7 separate regions of the Mus musculus genome follow, and all the other regions are linked to region 3. The links are chromatin contacts, found by POLR2A ChIA-PET in ENCODE. All regions are on one chromosome and are shown on one strand. Each heading gives the region's core, a stretch centred on a gene start or an enhancer-like site at or near the end of the contact. The rest is flanking DNA. Distances are from core to core; before and after follow the strand shown.

What was found. ChIA-PET counts read pairs that join two places held with the same protein, here RNA polymerase II (POLR2A).
Region 1: POLR2A ChIA-PET joins it to region 3 with 17 read pairs in embryonic stem cell. The contact joins the promoter of Ubqln4 here to the promoter of Smg5 in region 3. POLR2A ChIA-PET finds 5 or more read pairs at or near these places in 4 of 5 experiments (Patski and embryonic stem cell).
Region 2: POLR2A ChIA-PET joins it to region 3 with 10 read pairs in Patski. The contact joins the promoter of 1700113A16Rik here to the promoter of Smg5 in region 3. POLR2A ChIA-PET finds 5 or more read pairs at or near these places in 2 of 5 experiments (Patski and embryonic stem cell).
Region 4: POLR2A ChIA-PET joins it to region 3 with 15 read pairs in embryonic stem cell. The contact joins the promoter of Ssr2 here to the promoter of Smg5 in region 3. POLR2A ChIA-PET finds 5 or more read pairs at or near these places in 4 of 5 experiments (Patski and embryonic stem cell).
Region 5: POLR2A ChIA-PET joins it to region 3 with 11 read pairs in embryonic stem cell. The contact joins the promoter of Mex3a here to the promoter of Smg5 in region 3. POLR2A ChIA-PET finds 5 or more read pairs at or near these places in 4 of 5 experiments (Patski and embryonic stem cell).
Region 6: POLR2A ChIA-PET joins it to region 3 with 32 read pairs in Patski. The contact joins the promoter of Lmna here to the promoter of Smg5 in region 3. POLR2A ChIA-PET finds 5 or more read pairs at or near these places in 4 of 5 experiments (Patski and embryonic stem cell).
Region 7: POLR2A ChIA-PET joins it to region 3 with 17 read pairs in Patski. The contact joins the promoter of Mef2d here to the promoter of Smg5 in region 3. POLR2A ChIA-PET finds 5 or more read pairs at or near these places in 3 of 5 experiments (Patski and embryonic stem cell).

The regions. Positions count from the first base shown.
Region 1 is chr3:88,551,821-88,555,435 of GRCm38, forward strand. It overlaps Ubqln4 (ubiquilin 4), which reads left to right and starts at 1,896. Exons shown (of 11, transcript NM_033526.2): 1 at 1,896-2,092; 2 at 3,518-3,615. The coding sequence starts at 1,985. It overlaps Lamtor2 (late endosomal/lysosomal adaptor, MAPK and MTOR activator 2), which reads right to left and starts at 1,131. Exons shown (of 4, transcript NM_031248.4): 1 at 976-1,131; 2 at 535-697. The coding sequence starts at 1,043.
Region 2 is chr3:88,175,678-88,179,115 of GRCm38, forward strand. It overlaps 1700113A16Rik (RIKEN cDNA 1700113A16 gene), which reads right to left and starts at 2,108. Exons shown (of 3, transcript NR_045997.1): 1 at 1,910-2,108; 2 at 174-258.
Region 3 is chr3:88,334,984-88,338,689 of GRCm38, forward strand. It overlaps Smg5 (Smg-5 homolog, nonsense mediated mRNA decay factor (C. elegans)), which reads left to right and starts at 1,277. Exons shown (of 22, transcript NM_178246.3): 1 at 1,277-1,514. The coding sequence starts at 1,441.
Region 4 is chr3:88,577,614-88,581,446 of GRCm38, forward strand. It overlaps Ssr2 (signal sequence receptor, beta), which reads left to right and starts at 1,995. Exons shown (of 6, transcript NM_001356317.1): 1 at 1,995-2,073; 2 at 2,267-2,421; 3 at 3,361-3,459. The coding sequence starts at 2,267.
Region 5 is chr3:88,529,994-88,533,433 of GRCm38, forward strand. It overlaps Mex3a (mex3 RNA binding family member A), which reads left to right and starts at 1,953. Exons shown (of 2, transcript NM_001029890.3): 1 at 1,953-2,855. The coding sequence starts at 2,402. It overlaps Gm38618 (a long non-coding RNA gene), which reads right to left and starts at 1,887. Exons shown (of 2, transcript XR_867447.3): 1 at 1,364-1,887; 2 at 1-400.
Region 6 is chr3:88,501,862-88,505,557 of GRCm38, forward strand. It overlaps Lmna (lamin A), which reads right to left and starts at 1,491. Exons shown (of 12, transcript NM_001002011.3): 1 at 887-1,491. The coding sequence starts at 1,242.
Region 7 is chr3:88,140,973-88,144,459 of GRCm38, forward strand. It overlaps Mef2d (myocyte enhancer factor 2D), which reads left to right and starts at 1,400. Exons shown (of 12, transcript NM_001310587.1): 1 at 1,400-1,702.

The sequences.
Region 1 (3,615 bases), core at 646-3,145, 220 kb after region 3:
GGCCCTTTGCAATTGCTGTTGTCAGAAATACTTGCAAAGTCTGCTCGGTGGTGGTGTACACCTTTAGTCCCAGGACTTGGGAGGCAGAAGCTAGCAGATTTCAGAGTTCAGCCTGATTCTATAGAGTGAGTTCCAGGACAGCCAGGACTACACAGAGAAGCCCTGTCTCGAAAAACAAAAAAAGAAAAAGAAAGAAAGAAAACAAATACTCGAAGAGAGCCTGCCTCAGTCTCTCGTGTACTGAACTAGAGGCATAAGCCACCATAGCAAGCACTGTTAGAAATATTTCCCCAAATGATTGCTGTATGGCTTAATTCTCTTCCCCTTTCCTATCGTCCTTCGGATCTTTTAACAAATGTCTCCTTTTCACTGAGATGGACCCTCACATAGGCCAGCACCGTACTCTCACTTCCTTTTTTAATATCTATGTTTTATTTGGCAAGGTGCGATGGTGCACACCTGCAATCTCAGGGTTGAGGTGGCAGAAGCAGGATAATCATTGCAAGTTCGAAGTCAGCCTACTTTACTCCATACCATGCAGTCCATCAGGATAAATTTGAGACTGTCTTCATTAAACGCTTGGTTCCCGTTCCTATCATACGCGGCCCAGATGTTACTGGCGATGGCCGCAGTGACCCGGGCATCTGTGTCCCCATAACCGGAGTAGGCCAGCAGCGATCCCTCATTATTCAGCAGCCTGGCAAGAATGGGAAGGATATCAACAAACTCAGGAAGAGTGAAAGGTCTGAGTTCCTATCCCAATTCCAGCTACTGGCGCTTTTAGGAAGCAAGAATCCAGGAACACGCTAATCAACTGTCCATTTCCCTTTCCGAGGAAGCCCTCAAGCAGGGTTTCCGAAGCTGCAGCTTGCAACATTAGCCACCTCCCGGCGTAGGGCTCTTCCCTACCCCTACTGCAGACAGCCGCGCGCCGCCCCATTCCAGCGCTCGCTGCTTGGGTTCTTGTTCACTCACAGGGTGCTCTGGACTCCTCCAGTGTTGGCTTGGCTTAGCACCTGCGTCAAAGCCTTGGGACGCAGCATGCCTGCGTCTCTTAACCCTGACCTGCACCAACACACCCCTACAGTCGCAGCCTCTTGCTCTCCCTCAGTCGCTTCCGGTGGCCCAGGAGCCCAGCTACGAGGCGCCTGGGAGTTGTAGTCACCGGGCCCATCTACTGAGGCTCTGGCCCAATTCCCGCCCCGCGCGAGGGCCTCTGGGAATCGTAGTTTCATGTGATCGCTCAAGGAATTCTGGGAACCATAGTTCAGCGTTCCAGTGGGACCATGTGGTTGTGGAGTTGGGGGGGGGGAGAGCGGGAGCGCAAGGACAGTGGCAACGGTGGAAATACTTTTAACATCTTCCACGCGAAGGACGCCTTCGTGCCTACTGGTCAATCGCAATCTAATAATAAATCTATCTGTTAGGCACATCCTTGACCATTTTTTAAAGCAATATTGTACGCTAGTCACAATTCTGTGGGGTCTTGCTCTTTTACTCCCAAGGCTCAGAGAAGCCACGTAGGCAAACTCCAGGTCTCTGAAACCGTCCTTAATGGCTCCCTCGGGGCGGTTCCCCGGAGGCCACGACTGCTCGAATCCGCAGAGGTCTTAAGGACGTCCTGAACCAGGAACGAACCCAGGCCTCTCAAGAAAACCAAGTGACCCCAGGGAACGGAGATAAGACGGCGACAACGAAAGTCCTTTGTCCGAACAGGAGGGAGCCGCAGGCGGCCCTGAATCTCCCGCCCTCCGCGCTGTCCGGCCCGGGCCAGCTGCGCACCCTGCTCGGGCCTGGGCCGCCCCAGCTGCAGTGCTCCCCCAGGCCGCCCGGGGCGCTGTGGCTGCGGCTGTCCGGAGTGGGCGGCGGAGCCTTGGGGAGGGGCGGGAGGGGGAGTTGGAGGCCCCGGAGTCGGGCCGGGCCGGGCGGGCCGGGAGGAGGAGGAGGAGGAGCCGGACGGGCTGGCGGGCGGCCGGGCGGCGGCATGGCGGAGCCGAGTGGGGCTGAGACGAGGCCCCAGATTCGGGTCACCGTCAAGACCCCCAAGGACAAGGAGGAGATCGTGATCTGCGATCAAGCCTCGGTCAAGGAGGTAGTATCTGGCTGGGAGGAGACAGGAGGGCGGGAGCAGCGCACCGAGGGGGTCAGAGCAGAGAGGGAGACCTCGGGGTCGGCCTGGCGCCGGGGACGGGCCCCCGGCCGGGGCGGAATCCAGGGGCATACAGGCGGGAGAAGCGGGTAGGGGGCGCCCTGCCAGGGCTAGTCCGGGGAGCGTGGCGCGGGTAGGGGCCGGTTTGGCCGCGCTACCCGGGCTGGGGGCGTGGTGGGGGAGCTTGAGGAAGGGACACCTTGCTTGCGGGCTCCATTTGGAGCCTAGGCTTGAGGAGAGTGTGCTCCAGGGTCACTGGTAGAGGTTCCAGGCGCTAAGGCACCGTGCGGCCCGAGCGAGCTGCGGCTATGCTCTCCCGGGAGTGTCGCGTGGTGGTGGTGCCCTCTCTCTCTCTCTCTCCCTCTCTCTCTCTCTCCACAGAGCCTCCTTGTCGCAAATCGAAACGGTTGTGTAGTTCAGTTTTCTGCTCTACAGGATTTGCTGAGCGCAGTAGGTGCTCAACAAAATAATATAGAATGAGTGAGGGAGTATTGCCTGTGTTCCCCACTGCTTGAAGCTGCTCCAGAATTGCACATAGGCGGGGCTTAGAATAGGCCATCTGGTTGGAAGAGAGGGATCTTTTGCTTAGCAAGTGCACTGTTTATAGTTAGAATATGTGTTGTGTTGTGTTGTGTTTTGGAGGAGCTGATAGAATCTAGAAAATTTAACTCGCCCCAGTGTAGCCGTTGGTACCACTGCTGCTCTCTCATTAGAGAATTTTAAGTCCCCTGGGAAAAGCTGAATTATAAAACAGCTCTTATTGAGAATGTGTCTGATGAAGACATTGATGTCCAGACCTGAGTTCCTATATCCCCGGATACATTACCTCTTCTCTGATCCTTATCTTTAAATTCCCAGCCCTGGGGAGGTAGAAGCAGGTGGATCTATCTGAGTTCGAGGTCTACATAGAAAGTTCCAGGACAGCAAGAGCTACATGCAGAGACCCTGTCTCTTAATTAATTAATTAATTAATTAAATTTAATTAATTTAATTAAGTAGAGATGGTAACTAACACACTAGATTCCTCAATAGATCTCAATAATACTCTAGATTATCTGTTATAGTGATGAGGAAGCTGGGACTGAAAAGCAGAGAGAAGGCTGAAGAGAGACAGCCTGAGCCCAAGGCTAGTTGAAGGATTTAGGATGGGGAGGGCTGCCCATGCCTCTGTGAGGTATCACTTTCAGAGAATTGGGTGGTGGGACAGAAGCTGCTGTTGTGGATAGCAGCAGGGGCTTTCCAGGGTTGGGATACTGTGTCATGGAACTAATTGAATGGATTCTTGTAGCTAGAGGGGCAGAACTGAGGGTCAAGTCTTGCAGCGGGGCGCAGTTGGCCTCTGCAGTGATCTCTGCCTCTTGACCACAGTTCAAGGAGGAGATCTCCCGGAGGTTTAAGGCTCAGCAGGATCAGCTGGTCCTGATCTTCGCAGGCAAGATCCTCAAGGATGGGGACACCCTGAGCCA
Region 2 (3,438 bases), core at 858-3,357, 160 kb before region 3:
TGGTTTTGTCAACTTGACACAACCTGGAATCACCCAGAAAGAGACAACTTCAATTCAAGCACTACCTCCAAGGGCTGCAGAGATGGCACAGGGATGGGACAGCCCAGCAAGCAAGAAGTCCTGGGCTCACACTTCACTCAGCGCTTAATACTTCAAGAGGCAGTGCCACACACCTGGAATCCTAGTAAGAGATGGCGGTGAAACTCGGGGGTATCCTCTGCTGTACGTGAGCTCAGGATAACTGGAATACATGGAATTCTAGTAAAAAAAAGAATAAAATGAAACTAAGCCAAACATTCTAACATGATCCCAAGGATCTTAAAAAATACTGACTGGACATTATCTGGCATGGTGCCTACACAAATGAAAGACAGTGCATATTTTTGTTGTGTTTTTTATGTGATTTTCTTTTTCTTTTTTGGTTTTTCGAGACAAGGTTTCTCTGTTTCCTGGCTGTCCTGGAACTCACTATGAGACCAGGTTAGCCTCGAACGCAGAAATCCACCTGCCTCTGCCTCCCAAGTGCTGGGATTAAAGGTGTTCGCCACCACTGCCCGGCTTTTTTTGGGCGGGGGGGATTTTCTTTTCTTTTTTTTTTTCCATTTTTTATTAGGTATTTAGCTCATTTACATTTCCAATGCTATACCAAAAGTCCCCCATACCCACCCACCCCCACTCCCCTACCCACCCACTCCCCCTTTTTGGCCCTGGCGCTCCCCTGTACTGGGGCATATAAAGTTTGCGTGTCCAATGGGCCTCTCCAGTGATGGCCGACTAGGCCATCTTTTGATACATATGCAGCTAGAGTCAAGAGCTCCGGGGTACTGGTTAGTTCATAATGTTGTTCCACCTATAGGGTTGCAGATCCCTTTAGCTCCTTGGGTACTTTCTCTAGCTCCTCCATTGGGAGCCCTGTGATCCATCCATTAGCTGACTGTGAGCATCCACTTCTGTGTTTGCTAGGCCCCGGCATAGTCTCACAAGAGACAGCTACATCTGGGTCCTTTCAATAAAATCTTGCTAGTGTATGCAATGGTGTGGATTTTATTTTCTTGTGTGTGTGTGCATGAGTGTCCCTGGAGGCTGGAGCAGGGCATCAAGTTTATTGGAGCTAATGTTACAGGCAGTTGTGAGATGTTGGCATGGGTGCTAGAACCAATTCAGGTCAGCAAACATTTTTTGTTGTTTATGTGCATTGATGTTTTGCTTGCATGTCTGTCTATGTAAGGACAGTTGTGAGCTGCCATGTGGGTGCTGAGAATGGAACACAGGTCCTCTGGAGGAGCAGTCAATGCTCTTAACCACTGACTCCCCCAGCAAACATTCTTATACAACACCCCTCTGGTCTCCTCAGGACACATGTGTACATACACATTTTTTTTTAATAAAAAATACTCCCAAGTTGCAACTTTTTGAAGCTGATCTCTTTTTTAGCTGAAGGACGAGTTCCTCGAGTATTGCCATATAAAATAGAACTAGGGTGTGGGTCTCTTGGACTCAGCTATCAAGGTCAGTGGTTCTTAGGAGCAATCAGTGCTGTCTAACTGTTCATGCCACGAGGCCAGTGGTTATTTTGGTCTGACTCATCCTTTAGTCCCATGGGCTATCTTTTCCAGCCTTGTGATTGTGTGGGAACTTGTTCAAGGATCAGCAGATGTGGAAGGGACCCAGGCGATCTCATCTCAGGCTCTGGACCTGAATGTTTGCAGCCTGAAATCACTCACTACCTGGACGAAGAGCAAATCCACTTTCCTGTCCTGTTTCAGACTTGGGTCTCAAATAGAAGAGGTAGCCTTAGCATAGTTTACAGGTCCCCCCCCCCCCCCCCCGTTCTAGCCACCCAGCCTAGCGAAGTTCCTTGGTAGTTTGCAGCAGGTCAGTTCCGGCCTCTCGGGTGAGTCAGATTTACCCCTTAGCCTCGTATTGGCTCAGCTCCACCTCTCGGTGTCTGTCCAGTCTCGGGGAGCGTCTCCACCCTCACAGGATAGCGGCCCAGGACTACTCCTATTTAGGACATGAGCTGCCACGTGCCCAAAGCATGCTGGGTGCCCCTGGGGAGGGGAAGACCCGCAGGACGCCGGATCACGCGCCCGTTACGCACCGCCCCCACGTGACCCGCGGTGTGTTCCGGAGATGAATTGCTTCCGGGTTTCAAAGTAACCCTCCACTCTAAGGCGAAAGGGGGCGGGTATAGAAGGTAGGCTGTAGAGTCGCCTAACATCCATTTCCGTACGTTCTGCCCCACTCCCCCAAGGTGTCGCTGAGACCCTTGACTGCGTCTCCGGGGCTTAGCAGGTGGCAGAGCACGCTCCGGAGCCTCTCGTAAAGTTCCGCCGCGCGTGGAACAAAGGCCTTCAAGCCACGCCCGGCGCCGCCTGCTACTCAGGGGGAAGTAGGTAACTAGGCTCACTCCATTGGCCCTTCGGGTGAGTGATGGAAGCACCGGCCAACCGCTGCCTGCACAAGATGCGTGCGTAGTACTCAGAAGGTTCAGCAAGGGTGAAACTACGTGAAGCTCTAGTTTTGGGCAGTTTCTCTGGGGCTCTGAGGAGGTGCGCATGCGTAAAACCCCCATCGTCAACTTCCTGCACAAATTGAGAATTAGCACCCTCAGCCTTGGCAATTTTACTGAGATTGACAGCACTGCGTAAGATCTGGCATTGCCTGGGCGTTCCAGAAGGAGAATCCGACAGGCGAATGCAACGATTTGTCATTGTCAAAACTGTTAACCACAAAGTCCACGCCGAAAAACTGCGTGATTGAATTATTTAAAAAAGGGGGCTGGAGAGATGGCTCAGTGGTTAAGAGCACTGATTGCTCTTCCGAAGGTCCTGAGTTCAAATCCCAGCAACCACATGGTGGCTCACAACCATCTGTAATGAGATCTGATGCCAGTCCAGGGTGTCTGAAGACAGCTGCAGTGTAGTTACATATAATAAATAAATAAATAAATAAATAAATAAATGAATGGTGTAGTTACATATAATAAATAAATAAACAAACAAATAAATATTTAAAAAAGAAAAAAATCGCGGGGCTGGGGATGTAGCTCCGAGCCCGGAGTTCTGCTGGAGTTCGACCTGGTGTGTGCATATAGGATTAGAAGTTCAAGGCTATCCCGAAATATAAGAGACTCTGGTCTAAAAAAAAAAAAAAAAAAAAAAAAGAGCCACAAATGATTTTGTTTGGAGAAGTAGTCACAGATGCCGTCCACTTTAATGGGCCACAGGTTGGACACGCCTTGCTCTATTTTCCTGTCTTCTGGCGGTAAGATTATAGTGCGAATAGCCTGAGAGCTATTGGCCTGAATCTGTGCAGACACCTTGCTACAGTAGTAAGAATATTTATTTAGAGAGGTTTCACAGTTTGTCTTATACTCTTTCACTCAAGAGGTCCTCACATAACCCTTCTATTGGGATGGAGGTATAGCTTAGTTTA
Region 3 (3,706 bases), core at 27-2,526:
GGCACATGTACAGAAAAGAACAAAGTGACAAGGTTTCTAGCTGTTCAGGTAACCAACATTAAAGTTCACACCAAATCAGTAGTAGAATTTCAGTAGTGAGAGCCTCTTTAGGGTGACTGAAGCTGAAACCCAGTGGAAGTTCCCTGTAGAGGAACAGCGCAGCCAACAGATGGAAAAAGACTTGAGGCAGTTTGAGGAATAGAAAGGAGACTTGGTGGCTGGAGCCAGGAGCATAGTGGTATATACATTGCCATTATAATGTGGAGAGAGAGAGAGAGAGAGAACCCCAAAGATCCGCCTTATAGTTAGGAAAACAATAGGGCTGACAAGATGGCTCACCAAGCCTGACTACCTGAGTCTGATTCCCCAGAGAACCACACTTTTAAAAGAAAACTGACTCTCCCAAGTTCTCTGGCCACGTGTATGTTGTATGCATGCACCCACAAAATATAAATAAATAACTCTCTCGGGAAGAATTCCTTTAAAAAACAAGCAACTTCAGGAGCCACCCCTCAGGCGCGCTGGGATTTTGGCAGCTGACTTGACCTTGTGCATGCCGATCTCCACAACCTCCGGATCTTAAAATCTTTTCGCTGCCCCTCTTCTGCAACGATGTCTGATTCAATGATAGCTGGCCCATTCGTTTTATTATTTTATGCACTTTGGCGTTTTGCCTCTAAACATGTCTGTATGAGGGTTTCGGACCCCCTGGAGCTGGAGTTTCAGATGGTTGTGAGCTGCCATGTGGGTAGTCACTTCTCCAGCACCTAGCTGTCCCATGGCGAGCTTTGCACTCTACGGTCTCTTTTCTTTTCCCCTGGAAACTTAATTTTTTTAAATTCATTTTATTTTGGGGGCTAGGGAGCGTGACACGGAGCTCGCGTGTGAAGTTCAGGCCAACCTGCTGGAGTCAATTCACCTTATACCATGCGGGCTCCAGGGGTCGGGCTCAGGTTGGCCGCAAGCGCCTTTAGCCGCTGAGTCATCTCGCCAGCGCGCTCTTTTTAAACTTGAGACAGGGTCTCTGCACGTAGCAGGGTGGGAACTCGCTGCAGGTTGCCTCGGCTGCCGACGAGCTAGGCGGATGAGCCTGCGCTAGAACGCTCAGTTTCTCTACATCTGTGGCAATAAAGTGTCCCCCGAGGACTTAAGCCCAGCAGAAGCCATGCCACCCACAACCAGCTCGGTTGACTTCCCGGAGAGAGAAGGCAATTTTTCGCGAGACTTGGTGGGTTGGTCGCCGGTCCGCGGCTTGGCGGCAGCTATCGCGAGATTTGATAGGTGGAGGAGGAGCCATCTCAGGCAGCCGCCTCACAGCGATGGCGGCCGAGCAGGGCCGGCGGCAGTGGCGGCTGCGGGTACAGCTGGAGACGGCAGTGGAGGCGCCAGTGGTGGGTGGCGGGGGCCTGTGACCAGGAGGTGCCCTCGGGCCCAGGCACCATGAGCCAAGGCCCTCCTCCAGGGGAGAGCAGCGAACCCGAGGCAAAGGTCCTCCACACCAAGCGGCTTTACCGGTGAGAGGGCCAGGGTGTGTGTGTGCAGCCGCGGCGGGGAAGCGGGGCCGGCGAGGGGCGGGGCCTGCGGCTGGCGGGCGGGCCGGGCGAGGGCGGGGGTGCAGCGGGGTGCGGGCGGGCGTCCCGGGAGGAGCTGAGAAGCAGTGGGTGGGTGGGTGGGTGGGAGGTTTGAAGCGAGTGCAGGAACCCCTGCCGCGGTGAGCCTAGCGTGACGCGGGGCTTTGCGGAGTTGGAGAGAGCCGGTGGGAATTGGGGGCAGCTGAGGATGGGGGTCACGGGTGGAGAAGACCCGAAAGGGACTGGTGCTCAGAACCCTACCGGGCACCTGTGGTTTACTGGAAACAGCCATTGACTGACGTCCTCCAAACCAGGTTCATGTCCTTCATTTGCCCCTCTCGCTATGTGACCTTGGGCCTCAGTTTCTTCCTTAAAAGGAAGGATTTGAGCCGGGCGTGGTGGCGCACGCCTTTAATCCCAGCACTCAAGAGGCAGAGGCAGGTGGATCTCTGAGTTCTGGGCCAGCCTGGTCTACAGAGTGAGTTCCAGGACAGCCAGGGCTACACAGAGAAACCCTGTCTCGAAAAACAAACAAACAAAAAACAGAATTTGATTGATGGCTCATCCCTGGCTGCTCTTCCCGAGGTTCCTGGTTCGATTCCCAGCACCCATATAGCAGCTCATTAACTGTAACTATGGGATCTGACACTCGCACAGACATACGTGTAGGCAAAACACCAGTGCACAAAAATTAAAGGTAAATCTTTTAAGAAAGAAATTTCAAATTTTATATACATATATAGGTTTGATTTGAATACACTATGAAATCCATTATGGCTTACATTTTGTGGACTCTTGAGTTGGAATAAAGACTAGAAAGGCTAATTATTTTGTTGACTAGGAAGGAGGACTTTGGGTTCATCGGTGCAGGCACCCTGTGACTCAGTTCTTCCTTAGGATCTCATGTCCACAGAGTGTAGGTAAAACGTAGATCGCAGAGCTGAGTCATGGGAAGATGAAGAGTGGAGACCACGCTGACTGTTCTGCCTTCTAGTAGGAGGTGGAGCTCCAGCTTCCGTCTTACCTCAGGCCCTGCTGAATGGAGGCTGCCATGAGAAAACCCAGAGCTGCTTGATTCATGTGCTCTGCCTCTTCTGGCCTTGTAAGCTAGGAGGCGAAAGGGAATGTAGGCCTGTTTGGAAATAGGAAGTTGATGCCACGGCTTCCATCCCACCAAGGGGCCCCAAGCAGTGATCCCCAGGCCGAGGAGTTCTCCAGAAATGGCTTGTGTAACCAGTCATGCCTCGAAGTGCTGAGCAGCCTGTCAGACACAGCGTGGGCAGTGTCTTCGATATTCCTTGCTTGTCTCCAGCCTGGGGAATGGCTCTGGACAATCTTCTGACTGTGTCAGGCCAGCTTTCTCAATTTCTCACACCTTCCTTTCTCAGGACTGACAGGTTGAGCTGGTGTGTGACAGGTTGCTTGCAGTATGTGACTTGTATGTATGTATGTGGGTATGTGTGTGTGTGTGTGGGGGGGGGGTTATCTGTGACTGTGTTGGTTTTGAGCAGGGTAAACAACTGAGGCAGCCAGTTTTGTTATGTTTGTGTTTGGTGTGTGTACATGCATGTGTGTGTGTGTGTGTGTGTGTGTGTGTGTGTAAGGCACTGGTGATGACATTCTGACTTTTGATAAATGTGTTAGTCTGTGGAGCTGTCATTGAGTTTCAGAAAATTGGAAAAACTCCTGAAGCTAGCAATCTACAAATAGAGCATTTTGATTTCTTTTAAGGCTATCCAAAGAAAAAGAAGGAAGAAAGGGGTTGCTGGGGAATCTATAAACACCACTGAATTTATTAGGTTTATTAACTCTGTACTTATTTTAGAAATATTTGTACGACTTTGATTTGAGACAAGACTAATTTTTGTGGTTTTTCAAAGGGAGATTATAGTTTTGTTTGTTTCTTGAGCCCTGGCTGTTCTGGAGCTCTCTCTGTAGATCAGACTGGGCTGGAACTCAGAGATAAGCCTGCTTCTGCTTCCTGAGTGCTGAGACGACAGGCGTGCGCTCTGGCAAGGTTCTATAGTTTCTTGAAGAAGCTTATGGTCTGATAGAGAATGGGGAAGAGGTGCTAAGTACTCCCAGAGCTAAGTGTTTCTCTTTGGAGCTCTTTTTAAAAATTGAGGCCGGGCGTG
Region 4 (3,833 bases), core at 745-3,244, 240 kb after region 3:
AGAGTCTGGACAAAGCACACTTTATTCTGTTTGGTTTGTGTCTTAGTTAGGGTTTTACTGCTGTGACCAGACACGATGACCAAGGCAAGTCTTATAAAAAAACAACATTTAATTGGGGCTGGCTTACAGGTTCAGAGGTTCAGTCCATTATCATCAAGGTGGGAGCATGGCAGTATCCAGGCAGGCCTGGCACAGGAGGAGCTGAGAGTTCTATGTCTTCATCCAAAGGCTTCGAGTGGAAGACTGACTTCCAGGGAACTAGGGTGAGGATCTTATACCCACACCCACAGTGACACACCCATTCCAACCAGGTCATACCTATTCCAACAAGGCCACACCTTCAGATGGTGCCACTCCCTGGTCCAAGGATATACAAACCATCACAGTTTGGTTTTTGTTTTTTTGAGAGACAGGGCTTCACCCTGTATTCTTGACCAAGAGACCGAGCTCAAAAGAGCGAACACGTGGAAGCAGGAAGTGCAATTGGATTTTTTCCTAGCTCAGGTGATAGCTGTCTTTTCTGACCTCCTCGAGCACTGGGCATACACATGGTGCACATATGTACATGCAGGCAAAACACTCAAACACATAATAATAAAGTATTCTAAAAAAAAAGTAAATAGTTGTAAGAAGTCAATCAAGCCAGGCAGCCATGGCGCACACCTTTAATCCCAGCACCAGAAGGCAGAAGCAAGTGGATCTCAGAGTTCAAGACCAGCCTGATCTACATAGAGTTCAGGTATATAAAGAACCCCCTCCCCACAAAAAATGGGGGGTAGGTCAATCAAAGGGTTAGGCATTGTTAGCATTTTGTTTAAGCTCCACCCCACAGTTACCTGGCAACAGCCAGGTGTGCCTGACTCACTATAAAAGGGGCTGCTTGCCCCTCCTCTCTCTCTCTCTTTCTCTCTCTCTCTGTCTCTGTCTCTCTCTTTCTCTCTCTCTCTCTCCACTCTTTCTTTCCATGAGCTGATGGCCAGCCTCTACTTCTCCCTCTCTCTCTCTCTCTCCTAACTCTCAGCTCCTCTTCCCATGCCCTGAATAAACTATTCTATACTATACTGTCCTGTGGCTAGTCCCTGGGGGTGGGGGGAAGGGATGCCTCAGCATGAGCCCGCGGTGGCATTCCCTAACCCCACACCTTACCACACATCCACCAAACACATTTCCTCTCCTTATCTTTTTATAAACACAACAGGCATGGTGACACATGCCTTTAATCCTAGTTTCACTTAGACAATAGAAGCCAAGGGATCTCTTGTGAGTTCTAGGCCAGTCTCAAAAAAAGAAGAAAAAAAAGAAGCATAGGGTGTCTGTCCCAGGAGAGCCAGGCGCAGTGGGAGAAGGTTCTCTCATCACCCCACCAGCATCTATAGTAGTGCCAGAGCACAGAGCAGGTGCAGAGTAAACCCATCCTGGATGTAAGAGTGCTACAGAAGGGATGTGGAAGAACTCTCCTGCACATGTGCTATAAGCATGTTTACATGTTCATGTGTTTATGCACATGTGTGTGTGCACATGTAGAGTTCAGAGGAGAACTTGTCGGTGCCCTATTAAATGGGTCCAAGGATTCAAACTCAGGTGGGCAGGCATGGTGGCAAGTGCCTTTACCTGCCGAGGGGTCTCTCTGGCCCTGTTTACTAGTTGTCTGAAGTCTCTATAAAGTGCTAATTACATAAGGCAGTGACTAGCAGCTTGGAAATCTAAGAATTCAAGGAAAGGCTATATCAGCTACTTCAGCCTTAAAACAAAGTCGGCGACTCTTTGAACTTTGAAATTGTGCCTATGCAGCTTATTTCGTTTTAGTTTAAACAGAGGGGTTTTCCATGGGGTAAGCATTAATGAGAAGAAATTGGAGGACACACAGGAAAGAGTCAAGGACTCTAGGTAACTCAACTCCTTTGGGGTATCAGCCGCCATAAAGGGGAAGGTGGGGCTTGTTTCAGAACTACAACATCCATAAGGCACAGGAAGGGACATCAGGGTTTCCGGTCAGATCCGTTTCCGGTCTTTCGGAGGCTGACGTTGTTTTCCGGTTGTCTGTGGCCCAGGGAGGCGTTTGGGGTGCTCACGGTGAGTCTGGGAGACGCAAGAGCGCTGGGGTCCCCGCTGACCCCGCCTGGCCGGCAGCGCGGTACACACTGCTGTGGCTTGGGCTCGCGGCTGCGGACCTGGCGGCGGGGCTGGAGTGTGGCGCCGCACAGGCTGCCTGGCTGGCAGTGTTTCCCATGCTTGGGTCGATTGCTCACTTTGCTTTTTTCCAAAGATGAGGCTGCTGGCGGTTGTGGTGTTGGCTCTGTTAGCCGTCAGTCAAGCAGAAGAAGGAGCCAGGCTTTTGGCCTCCAAATCATTGCTCAACAGATACGCTGTGGAAGGGAGGGACCTGACCCTGCAGTATAACATCTACAACGTCGGCTCCAGGTAACGGCCTAGAGTTCGCCAGCTTCCTTCTGAATTCCGAGTTTCCACGTGGGCATAGAGAACGTTTTGTTGGGGAGTGAATTCTCTTTTGGAGTCCTCCAGTATCGAGTGCAGTGTGTGAGTGAGTGAATGAATGAATGAATGAATATACTAGAGGGCTTACCTTTGTCGGGTGCTTTTTGAAGGTGAAGACATCCTTAGGTGAATTACAAGAAACCACTTTGGGGTCTCAGAAGGCTTTCAAAGGCAGGGATAAATTCAGCTTGTGAAAAAGGAAATGCAGACACAGAGTGTACATCTGTCCTCTTACCTCGGGTGCGGACTCCCAGCTTTCTTCTTTCACTTACAATCACTTTTTTTGTTGTTTGTTGTTTTTCAAGGCCGAGTTTCTTAACTGGCTGTCGAAGAGTCCACTCTTAGACCAGGCTGGCCTCAAACTCACAGACATCTGTCTGTCTCTCACACTGCTTCCCGAGTGCTGGGATTAAAGGCATGGGCCACCACTGCTGGCTCCTATGAGCACTTTTTTGTTGTTCTTTCCTTTTATATATTTTTCCATTTATATCTTACTTCCCCTGTCTAGAATTAGAGCAAGATTACCTTTGGCAATTCACTTCTGAGCAACAGAATCCAGGCCTTGATCTGGATTCTTCAAAACAGGCCCAACTTACTATGGGGGTTTCTTTTGACCAGCAGGTGGATTTTCCAGTCAGTTCCCTTAGTTTTATGTCCCTCACTCTTATTTACTATATGTAAGTACACTATAGCTGTCTTCAGACACTCCAGAAGAGGGCATCAGATTTCATTACAGATGGTTGTGAGCTACCATGTGGTTGCTGGGATTTGAACTCAGGACCTTCGGCAGAGCAGTCGGAGCTCTTAACTGCTGAGCCATCTCGCCAGCCCTGTCCCTCACTCTTTATTTCCTCTGCTTTCCAGCGCTGCATTAGATGTGGAATTATCTGACGATTCCTTCCCTCCAGAAGACTTCGGCATTGTCTCCGGTATGCTCAATGTCAAATGGGACCGGATTGCCCCGTATCCTTTTTTTTAATGGGTGGTGAGGGCTGGGGGAGGAACATTGCCTGGAAAACATCAAGGGGGCTGCAAACAGACTGGATGTGTGGTCTGTTTCTTGTCATATATCTGGGGAGGATGAAGTATCAGCTGAGTGAGTGTGCCTTCTTCCTTCAGGCTGTAAGGCTGTCTGTATCTCCCAAGCTCCATTAGGGAGATGCAGGCATATAAAGGTATCTGTGGCTATGAATGGATATTGAATGTGCTTTTTTTCTTTGCACTGCTGGAGACAGACCTGGGTATTCACACACATTGGGTAAGAAGTGCTCTATACCTCAGGTGCTCTCAAAGCAGATTCAGTGGGGTGTCACCATGGAGACCCCGGGTAACACGTT
Region 5 (3,440 bases), core at 703-3,202, 200 kb after region 3:
AGTCTCAGTGTGACTTTGAGTGGGGGGTGCTAAGATCCCCTGAGGACTGGTGTATCTTTGTTGTATGGGGTGGGGTGGGGGGGTGGGGGGAGATTCCAGTGGGGTGCCACCCTGCCCGCTCCACCTTCAGTCTGTCCCTTTCCCTTTCAGCAGCATCCTCTCTCCACTCATAGATTCTGCCCTTTGTTTTCCTCCCCGATCAAATCCCCAAGGCTTTTTTGGTCATTAACCTCCTGCCTTAATTGGTTTAGTGAGGAGGAAATCAGAGATGGGGCAAACTCTGGGGGGAATCTGGTTTCAGTGAGGACAGGAAAGCTGCAAACAGCTGTTAGCCCCACCGTCACCTGGTCTCCAGTAGAAACTTTCTCCAAAGAAACTCCCAGCGCCCAAGTCCAGGTTCCTGGGAGAGAGGTGAACAGGAGTCAGAAGCCTTCCTCCACTCCTGCTGGAAGGCGAGAGCATCCACTCCCATAAAGTCCTCCATGTGGGGCACCTCCTCCCCTACTCTAGCTAGCCAGGTCCCTCAGCTCAAAGTTCTCCTTCACCATCTATACCGAAGGGGGAGAGCCACAACTCTCATACCCACCGACCACTCAGCTCAGACTCCAGCCTTCCCAAATGCTGTGCAAACGCACTTTCCAAAAATCAGCTTATAAGGACCGGGCCTGAGCTCAGCCCTCCTGGCCTTTGGCCTCACTGTGCCTCCTGACATCCCCATTGTCAATCTACTGCCCTACCTTCATGCAAAACTTTTCCTCTAGACTAGCTCAGATTTCCCAAAGGAAACCCCTCGGGCAGGGGCGGGACTCCTACCCACCCAGCATACCCATCTACTGTGATCCAACTTGGGGAGGTGACTCCTTGAGCCTGACCACAAGACCTTTAGATCCCATCCCTCTCTTGAAAGAAAAACAAAAACAAAAACCAGAAGATACAGAGTAGGGGGGAAGTAAAAAAGAAAGAAAGAGAAAAGAATGCAGTACACTCTAACTCCCCTCTTAACAGTCAAATCTTAAAAGCTTATTTATGATCTCTTTCGCCATATTTCTAGGGTTAAAAGGGCTGAATTACTGGTTTATAAAGGAGGCAAAGGAAACAGCGAAATGACCGTCCTAAGGGACAAAAGATTTCCTCCACTATATTCGAGGCTCAGGTCTAAAAAAGTAAAAATAAAAAACCTGGGTTCTCAGGGGCCCCCAATCTCACTCCTGTTACTCAAGGTTCAAGGCTCCAAATTAAGCCATACGAAGCCTCTAGGACCCTTCTGGCTTCCCGGATCAGCCCCCACCCCCATCCTCTCCCTCCACGCCTCCTCATCCTCCCCGGGTCACTGCACGGACCACGGGGGCACGAACTAACTCACCTCCCAGTCGTGGCCTCTGAGATCCCGGAACTGGGGGGCTGGGGGAGGGGGAAGGGCTTGCTACCTCCGAGAAGAGAGGGAACCACATCCTCTACCGGGGGTCCCACCCCCAACCGAACGCCCCTTCCTGGCCCCCACACAGCGCAGAGACCTGCTCCTCCCACTGTAGCGGCCGCGGGCTTTGTCTGCTCCACCAGCTCTCTCCCAGAGGCCCGAGCCCGTGGACTCCGCGATCGCGCGCGGGAGGAGGGAGGGCACTGCAGCCACGAGGCCGCTCCGCCCCGGCCCTCATTACCATAAGAAAGAGGCCCGGGACCCGCGGGCAGAGGAGAAACGCCTTTCCACACCCGCTCCCTTCCCGCATACTGCCAGCTCCTAAAATTTCTCGGACCACAACTCCCAACCCACCCGAGGCTTTTCCCGTGACCAGTGGGCAGAGCCCGAGGGGCGCAATCCCCTTCTTGCCCGGGTTGAGGAATTCCTCCCCGCGCCCGAGGGCGGGAAACTACAACTCCCGGCATGCCCCGGGCGCCCCCGGCGCGCCCCCCTCCCGTCAGTTCCATGCTGCTCCATCCAGTTCATTTAAAACAAAAGAGTTTGAGCGCTGGAAGGGGCTGGGCTCTATTGGGGGCCACTGAGCGACGCTCCGGGACTGGGGCTCGGTGCGGGAACCTAAGGGGGCGTCTGCTCGGCGGAGGGTAGAGACTCTGGGTCCGAGGCGGAGGGGTGGGGGCTAGGGCCCGCAGCCCCCCACCCCACCCCGTCACCCCGGAGCGAGAGGAGATCTGCTTTCTTGGTTTTGCTTCTTTTCCCCCACCCCCACCCGGGGGCTGGGGCGAGGGGAGTCAGGTTACAGGGTGCTTGGGGAGGGGGGCTTAGGGGTGGGTCTATCTTTCTATCTCGCTTTCTTCCCCCCTCCCCAGCTCTTTGTTCCCCCTCCCCACACACCCCCTCCTCTCCTCTCCCCTCCCCTCCTCTCTCCTCTTCTCCCTTCCACCACCTCTCTCTCTCCCTCTCTCCCCCAGCTTTTGTTTCGCCATGCCTAGTCTAGTGGTATCTGGAATAATGGAAAGAAATGGGGGCTTTGGAGAACTAGGATGTTTCGGGGGAAGCGCTAAGGACCGAGGGCTGCTGGAAGACGAGCGCGCCCTTCAGCTGGCTCTTGATCAACTCTGCCTCCTGGGTTTGGGGGAGCCCCCCGCCCCCACGGCGGGCGAGGACGGGGGAGGTGGGGGGGGCGGCGCCCCCGCGCAGCCGGCCGCCCCCCCGCAGCCGGCCCCGCCGCCGCCGCCCGCGGCGGCCCCGGCCGCCCCGAGCGCGGCCCCCGCGGCGCAGACGCCCCAGCCCCCCACCGCCCCCAAAGGGGCGAACGACGCCAAGCTCTGCGCGCTCTACAAAGAGGCCGAGCTGCGACTGAAGGGCAGCAGCAACACCACGGAGTGCGTTCCCGTGCCCACCTCCGAGCACGTGGCCGAGATCGTGGGCAGGCAAGGTAAGCGGGCGTCTGGACACTGCGAGGGTTGGAGTGGGGGCTTGCTGTCCCCGGCACGGAAAGTTCATCGCTTCCTTCTTTGCGCGCCTCTGGCTCTGTCCCTTCCCGACAAAGGGGGCCCCGCCCCCTGCCCAGATTCCAAGTGCCACAAAGTTCCCTGCTACCCCTAGTCGGGACGACTCTCGGGACCCTTCCTCCCCTGGGGCTCCGCCCGTAGACAAAGAAATATCCTGGAACTGGGAGAGGAAAGGGGAGGGGGAGCTGCCTCCCAATCCCAGGGTCTGTGCGGAGGGGGTGTCGGCTCCTGGCTGGAAGGACTGACGGAATGTGCAATTACTTGGGAGCCCCTACTCTAGTTTCTGCTTGTATACTGGGGAGGGGGCACTCCTGGGACCTTCTGCTGTTGGAGTTGGGGACTCTGAGGGAGACCTAGTCCACGAAGCCCGACTGAAGAGCTGCCTCTTTGTTGGGCTGAGTGTAGGAATGAAAGGGGGTGTGGCCCAGGGGAGGGTCCCAGTCTGGGGAGAGGTGATGAGGGAGCCCTTGGCAAAGAGGGGTCCCTTGGTCGCTTACACACCGAAGTTG
Region 6 (3,696 bases), core at 241-2,740, 170 kb after region 3:
TCCAGAGGTTTAGTAAGATCAAGACATCAACAGTTCAGAGGATGGGCCAGAGTAAAGTCTGGCTTGACTAGAAAAATGAAAGTGGCTCGCTGGCTGAGCAAGGAAAGGACAGAGCTTCCAAAACCCTTAAGTCACCAAACAGAGAGGGCCCAGACTGGGGTGTCCCCGACTCAGGCATAACAGAATTTCCAGAGCCATTAGCTTCTGTGCCCGGTCTCCCTCCCCACCCTCCCTTGCATTCCTCGACCAGGGAGGCCAAGGGCTGTGGGAGCTGCGGGGGAGCAGATCTCCTGGTGTGCTTCTGGTGGGCCTGAGAGTCTAGGAAAAGCTCCAGACATTCTCAGCTCCTAGAAAGAACCAGGAGAAGGCCGTGCTTACACAGCCATGGGAGAAAGGGGCTATGCAGCCTTGGTAACTCCATTACAGTACCACTGGACAAATGTCAGTGTGGGCGCTATGTCTTAGTGGACATCATGTGTTCAGAGCCACGTTGGGCAAGATTGGCAAAGTGCCAAACCTACCAAGAAAGTTCTAATAAAACCCTTTCACCCATTCTGATGTGTCCCGGGCGGCGTTCGGGAGTTCCAAGACCTGGTAGAGCCTGTTCTACCTTCCTCAAGCCCATCCCCCAAGCTCCAAATGACTGAAAAATCCCACCTTGACAGCATAGGCCCTGTCACCAACGCTACTTGGTCTCAATGCCCCCACCACTCTTTATATCCCCCACCCTCTCACAGAGACCCCCTCCCTTCTATGTCCTATCATGTCTATTACCCTTGGCACTGCCAGTCACCCGCGGGAGGCAGTTCCGGGGAGGGAGGGGACTAGATGGCCAGTTACAGGCGACTGCTGCCTCCCTGGTGCCGGCCGGCCGGGCCTCACTCACCGAGCCTTCAGCTCCTTGAACTCCTCACGCACTTTGCTCAGCTCTAGCTGGAGGCGGGCGCGCTCCTTGGCCACAGAATCAAGGGTCTTGCGGGCATCCCCCAGCTCGGCCTCGTAGGCCGCCTTGATGCCGGACACCTCTCGGCTGACCACCTCTTCAGACTCAGTGATGCGAAGGCGCAGCCCCGCGTTCTCGGTCTCCAGGGAACGCACGCGATCGATGTACACGGCCAGGCGGTCATTGAGCTCCTGCAGGTCCTCCTTCTCCTGCAGCCGGGTGATCCGAGTGGGCGACAGTGGGGTAGAGCTGGCCTGCGCCCCACTGCGGGTGGCGCGCCGCTGTGACGGGGTCTCCATGGCCGGCAGGGTGACAGTGCTGCCCGCTGGGCAGGGGTCCCGAGAAGGGCGCGGGACTTGGACAGAAGGACAGAGGCTGCTCAGGGGGACAGCGAGCCGGCGAAGCTCGCTCCTGGCAGGCGTGGAGATCTGGGCTGGGCGCTGGCGCACCTCGGGATCTGGGTTGGCTGGTGTTGAGGCTGAGGCAGCGTTCCCGCGAACACTGAGTCACTGACAGCCAGGCAGAGGCTCTAATAGGCCCTCCTCTACAGGGGGTGGATCCACTGCTCTTAAAGGAGCCATCCTGTACCCAAAGGGGCGGGGGCAGGTATGGTGAGGAGGAGCCAGCATGCCAACCCTCACTCTGCAGAACACCCCTTTCTGGCCTGGGGCTTCACAATGTTGGTTCCTGCCTACTCAACTCTAAGCTTGCCTTTGGCCTTCTGGAGTAAAGAGCAGAGCCAAAGAATTTGAGTGGGTGGGCAAAGGGTAGTGGTGAGGGACCAGGGGAAGTAGGTGCAAAGTGAGGGAGAGGATCAGGCATCCCCAGAGAGCCAAGGAAGTTGGGGGGAGGGCTGAAGCTGCTGCCCATCAGTGACTCACCCCACTTCCACCACTGGCTCCCCTTTCCTCAGTAGTAATAGTGAGTCACCTCTCCCCCGCGCACAGAAGCGGCCAATCCAGGAGAGTGGAATGGCAAAGGAATGGCTGTGTTTTTAGGTAACTGAGGGATTACTTTATGCCCTCAAATTTGGGGGCAAAGATCAAGGACCTCGGGAAAAAACAAAAAACAAAACCCAAACCTATGCACTTCCCTTATATTTTTGGCTTTAAAACCAAACATTGGGTTTTAGATCTAAGAAATAAGCCTCAGTCCCCAAGAGAAGGCCAAGAATAGAAGCCAGAAGTTGGCCCCGCCCACTCCCCCCTCCCCTTTCATTTGGACCTAGACAGCTGGAAAAAGGGGCTGCTGAAATCCCTCGTTTCAGCCCCTTTCTTCAGCTCACTCCACCCAACCAAATCCAAGACTGTACTTATTTTTTTCCAGGACTGTACTTATTTTAATGGATAATTTAAAACAGATACCAGAGCTGTGCTGTGCGTGCATTCAGCACATGGCCAGGACACCAGGTTCCAGATTTTTGTGGCTTCGAGAAGGGCCTGAAAAGAGGAACGGGGTCAGAGGGTTGTTAATGCAGGGTCTCCATCCTGGTTCCATCTTAAACGGTGTGAGCAAGAACAGCAAAGCTACCCCCTCCTCAGCCACTGCATGCCTGTCTAGCCAGTTCTGGGTGGGCCCTGACTAGATGATCTCCCAATACAGTAACCTGGTCCCCTGGTTCCATGTCCCGGGGTCTCCAGCCTCCATCAAAGACTCCCGATCAGCTGTCTAATCCTCTCCTGTAACCCTAGCCTAAGCCTTACTGGCCCTGGCATCCCCTTCTGCCATGTTCCTTCCCCTTTTGCCATGTGCTTTCCCCTGTCCATTGCTGATTAGCTTGCAGTTCCTGCAGGTCCAGGCAGTGGGCTTGAGTTGGGACTCTTAAGAGATTTTGTTGTTGCTGCTGCTTTTTTTGTTTTTTTTTGTTTTTTTTTTTGTTGTTGTTGTTGGTGGTGGGGGGGGGGTTTGTTTTTTTGTTTTTTTGTTTTTTTCTTTTTTTGGTTTTTCGAGGCAGGGTTTCTCTGTATAGCTCTGGCTGTCCTGGAACTCACATTGTAGACCAGGCTGGCCTTGAACTCAGAAATCCACCTGCCTCTGCCTCCCGAGTGCTGGGATTAAAGGCGTGCGCCTGGCGCTTTGTTTTTTCAAGACAGAGTTTCTCTATGAACTTCTGGCTGTCCTAGAACTCATTTTGTACACCAGGCCAGCCTCGAACTCAAAGATCTGCCTGCCTCTGCCCCCAGAGTGCTGGAATCAAAGGCACGTGCCACTGCCACTGCGCTGGGTTCTGGGAGAGTTCTTATTTCTGTGAGGGTGACTCCAGTGTGGTGAGGACCCAGGATGCATCTAGGGGAGGGAACCTAGGACATGGCTTCCTTTCCCTGTAGTCCCTCGGGCTGTGTGGTTGCCATTCAACTTCCCAGACAAAACAACAGCAAAAACCATTTCTTCTGCTTCTCCCTCCCCTACTTCCTAACCAAGAAGCAGAGGCGGGTGGGTGAGCCAGTGGTGGAACGTGAGCAGTGGGGCTCATGCTGTTCCCTGTTCCCGCTGTCTCAGCCCTTCCTACCCACCCCCCAATCCCTCCCTGGCCTGGCTTCTCTTCCTGGCTTCAGTAGCAAAACCACATTTAACCCTTCTTATCCTACCCGCCCCCATTTTGTGGAAAAGGTACGAAGGAGGGCTTTCATCCCAAACTGTACTGAGCTCTTAGCAAAGTATCTGTGTCACCACTACAATCAAGATGGCTTTAGTCCTAAATCTGATCTTCAGAGGGAGTCCTTCCACCCTAATCCCTAATTCTGTGTCCCAAA
Region 7 (3,487 bases), core at 150-2,649, 190 kb before region 3:
GTGCCCCCACCCCCCATACTACTAGGAAAACTAAGGAGCAACATTTGGGGACCATGTGTGATCCTACATAAATCAGGCTTCTGGAAGGAGGGGCAAAGTGGAAGGGTTGAAAAGGGAGGCCGAGGGACTAGAAGCCTACGTGCTTCCTGTTTAAGGAGGTACATATATGCCTCCAAGCTCTTTGCAGAATAGTCCTATTGAACTGGCCCACTATGAGCCTTTTCTGAACTCACGCAGGCCCTAAAAGGGCTCATTTTCAGCTGAGCAGCCCGTGTGGGTCATACAGTGCAACACGAGGCACTGTACTAGTCTACTGGGAACTAAACTCACACCAAATTCACAAGTTATGTACCTGGCCTTACCACCTTCAGCTTACCCAAGAGGATGGAGAGTTAAGAGATGTGCTTTGCTCTTTTCAGAAATAGTGGAAAATTTTGAACCAAAACAGTCTGACTCCGAGATTATAAATTTTCTAACCCACCACTTGTCGCCTCTTCTCATCTCTCCCACAAGAAGCCAGAACAGGGACTTTGTTCAGTAAAGCAGACCCTAGCTTGTTGAAGAACCTCTTGCTTCTGTTTTGCTAAGGCTTTGAAGTCCACGCCAGACTCTGTCATTTCCTCAAGCTCCAGGTAGAGCCAGCCGAGGACTTGTTAGTGACAGGATGCGGACAGGAAGTCTGACGGGTTAAAGGTCCAGAAGCAATGGAGCGCACAATCTTGTTGTGAAGCACTTAAAAATTCACCACGCCCAGAGGCCGTCGGGGATTTTAAAAGATTTTTTTTTTTGAGAGAGTTATATTTCTTCAAGACAAGGCTTCTGGATGTTTCCTGTGAGGCAAGGGAGGTAGTGGTTGGGGTCCCGCCCCTTTAAATTGCCCCCTCCGTAGTTAAGTGCGCTGGGGCCCGCAGGCACTAAAAGATTAGATCACCCGAGAATTATGCACTGTAGCTTTAAATGTCTGGGCGTCAACCGAGCCGGGTCAGGGGAAAGGAGGGGACCTGTCACAGGTAGAGGGAGCAGCGGAGCTCCCCAGGTAACCACGAGATAAGAGAGCGCGATCTGGCTTCGGAGCTTTGTCACACAGTAAGTGTAGGAGCTGGGGCCTACCAACACTCTTATCTCCCCAGAACTTATTTACTTAGATCCCTGCCAACTCTGGAGCTGGGGTGCTGAGGTACCCGCAGCCTCGCTCTGTCCCGCAGGCGGAGGGATCTGGGCTCCACGCGCCGTGGTCGCGCGCCCCAAAGGGGTGGGGCGCAGGCCGCGGGCAGGGGGCGGGGTTGCGTCCCAGGCCTCCCTGCCAGGCCCCGCCCCCAGCCCTGCGGGGCCCTCCCATTGGCCCCCTGCTTGTCCATCACTCTCGTCTTTTCCCCCCCTCCCATCTCGCAAGCTAGGCTGCGCGGTGCCTACGTCGGCCTCGAGTCTGGGGCTGGAGGAGTTGCCTTTGGAGCCCGAAAGGAGGAAGGAAGCAAAATATCAACAACCGTCGAGGCGGCTTGGGCGCTCGGCTGCGTGCCTGCCGCCCGCCGCCGCCGCCCCCGCGCGCACCAGGGGGTCCCGGCCCTGTGGCGCCGCCCAGGCCGCGTGGACGCGGCGCCTTCGCTGTTTCCCGTCGGAGCTGCGGCTTCGCGTAACCGAGGATTCGGCGGACCGGGCCGAGGCTCCGGGCGCCGTGACACCCCGTCCCCCCCACGGGCTGGTGAGTCACGACGCGCGTCGGCCCCTTTAAGAACCCCTCCCCCACGCCGCGCGGCCGGGCTCAGGGTGGTCTGGAGCGCGAGGGGTGTACGGGCGCCCTGGCACGAGCGTCCCGGTCCGGGCGGGGCGACGGAGGCAGTGTTGGTGCTGGGGTGTCTGCTGTGACAGCCGCGCCTGGTACCCGAGCCCCCGTCGCCTCGCGCCTTGGCGGGCGCAACGCACGTGGCTCCGGCCGCGATTTCGCGCCCGTGGGGGCCCCCTTGGTCGGGCGTGTCAGCAACGCCGGCTGGAGAACCCCTGGACAGTAGTTTGCAGCTGTTAACACCTGGCAGGACCTCTCCAGGCCTTTCTCTTGGACGGTGCGGTGCGGGCCGAGTCAGTGCGAGTGGGGTTCGAGTGGTGAGGCTGGCCCAAGGGACTACTGTGCTCCCGGCCTCCCACCTCAGAGATGGGGCAGGGAGGCCTCCCAGAGATTCCATCGAGCCCTCGGGGTTCCCAGTGGCCCTGGACTACCCAGCTTGTCCTGAGTGCCAGTTCTGCCTACGACTGACCGGCACATTGGGGCCAGGCTAGGGGAGTACAGTGGGTGGATCCCGTTCCCTCCTGCCCTACCCGTGTGAGTTTCCTCCGAGGCCTGTTTGGCTGTGTGAGTGGTGGATCTTACCCCTCCCCCTAGCCCTCAGTGGGTCTGAGCTGCCTGACTGTGGGAAGTTTGCCGTCTGGGACGGTGACCTTGGGCTGCTCTGGCCGGATCTCGGAGAGGAGCCTACTGAGTGCGCTTGGCCTTGGGAGCTGTCCACCTTCTGTTCGTCTCCCTGTATCCGCGGTAGGTATCCGCCGAGGGGAGCATTGGCGAGTTACCTGACAGTGTTCTCAGACACCCAGCTTCTGGCCTCTGGCCACCGAGCCCCAGTGCTCAGCCTGGCTGTCCCAACTCCCATGGCCTTGCCTGTGAATGAATTTCCTTCCTGCGTCTTCCAGGATGGGGGTGGGGTGGGATGATTGTGGGAGTGGCTGAGAACCTTGTTATGTAGGGTGGTTGGGGAATTCTGGAGCTTCTGTAGAGCACTTTTCCCATATACCCCAGAAATGGACACTGAGGCTTTGGGATTTCAGTGGTCATGTTCTTTGTTTGTGACTGCTGTGCCCTTCATACATAGACCCTGTGTGTGACTGCTGCGTGTACTTTTAGGGAGTCAGGAGCTTTCATTCATTCCCATACTTACCAAAGTGGTAGAGCATTTTACTTAAGGTCACACTTCAGCTTTTGTATCAGACTTATGTCTTCCCTCTTTCTGCCATATATTTCATGTAGGGAGAGACTCTAAAGATTAAGAATAAAGACACAACAAGCCTTGCTCATGCAGGCGTGAGCCTAGAGAAGAAACAGGACCCAGACAGAAAGTATGGGAAGCCTCGTGTTGGGGGATGGGCACAGGGCTTGTGCTGCCTCTGCTAAGCCCAGTGGCTGGAACAGGGTGTGGGGGACTTGGACAGGAGGCAGGTGCAGGTTGCCCATCCCCCTCTGTGTGGTGATATGGGGCTGGAGGGCCCCAGCTCTCTGCTCTGGCTCTCTAGCTTCTAGTGCACCTCCTAGGCTGGGCGATGTGACAGGCTGGCTGGCTGCCGTTATATAATCTCTCTCCAGCAGGTTTTTTTCTTTCTTCTCCTGGTCTTCCTTGGTGGTGTGTTGAAAGGTAGAGGCAGTCTCTCCAGGTTGGGAGCTGGACCGGGGGATGGGTTTAAGTTCACTGAGGCCCTGCTCTGACCCTGCTCTGGAAAGGGG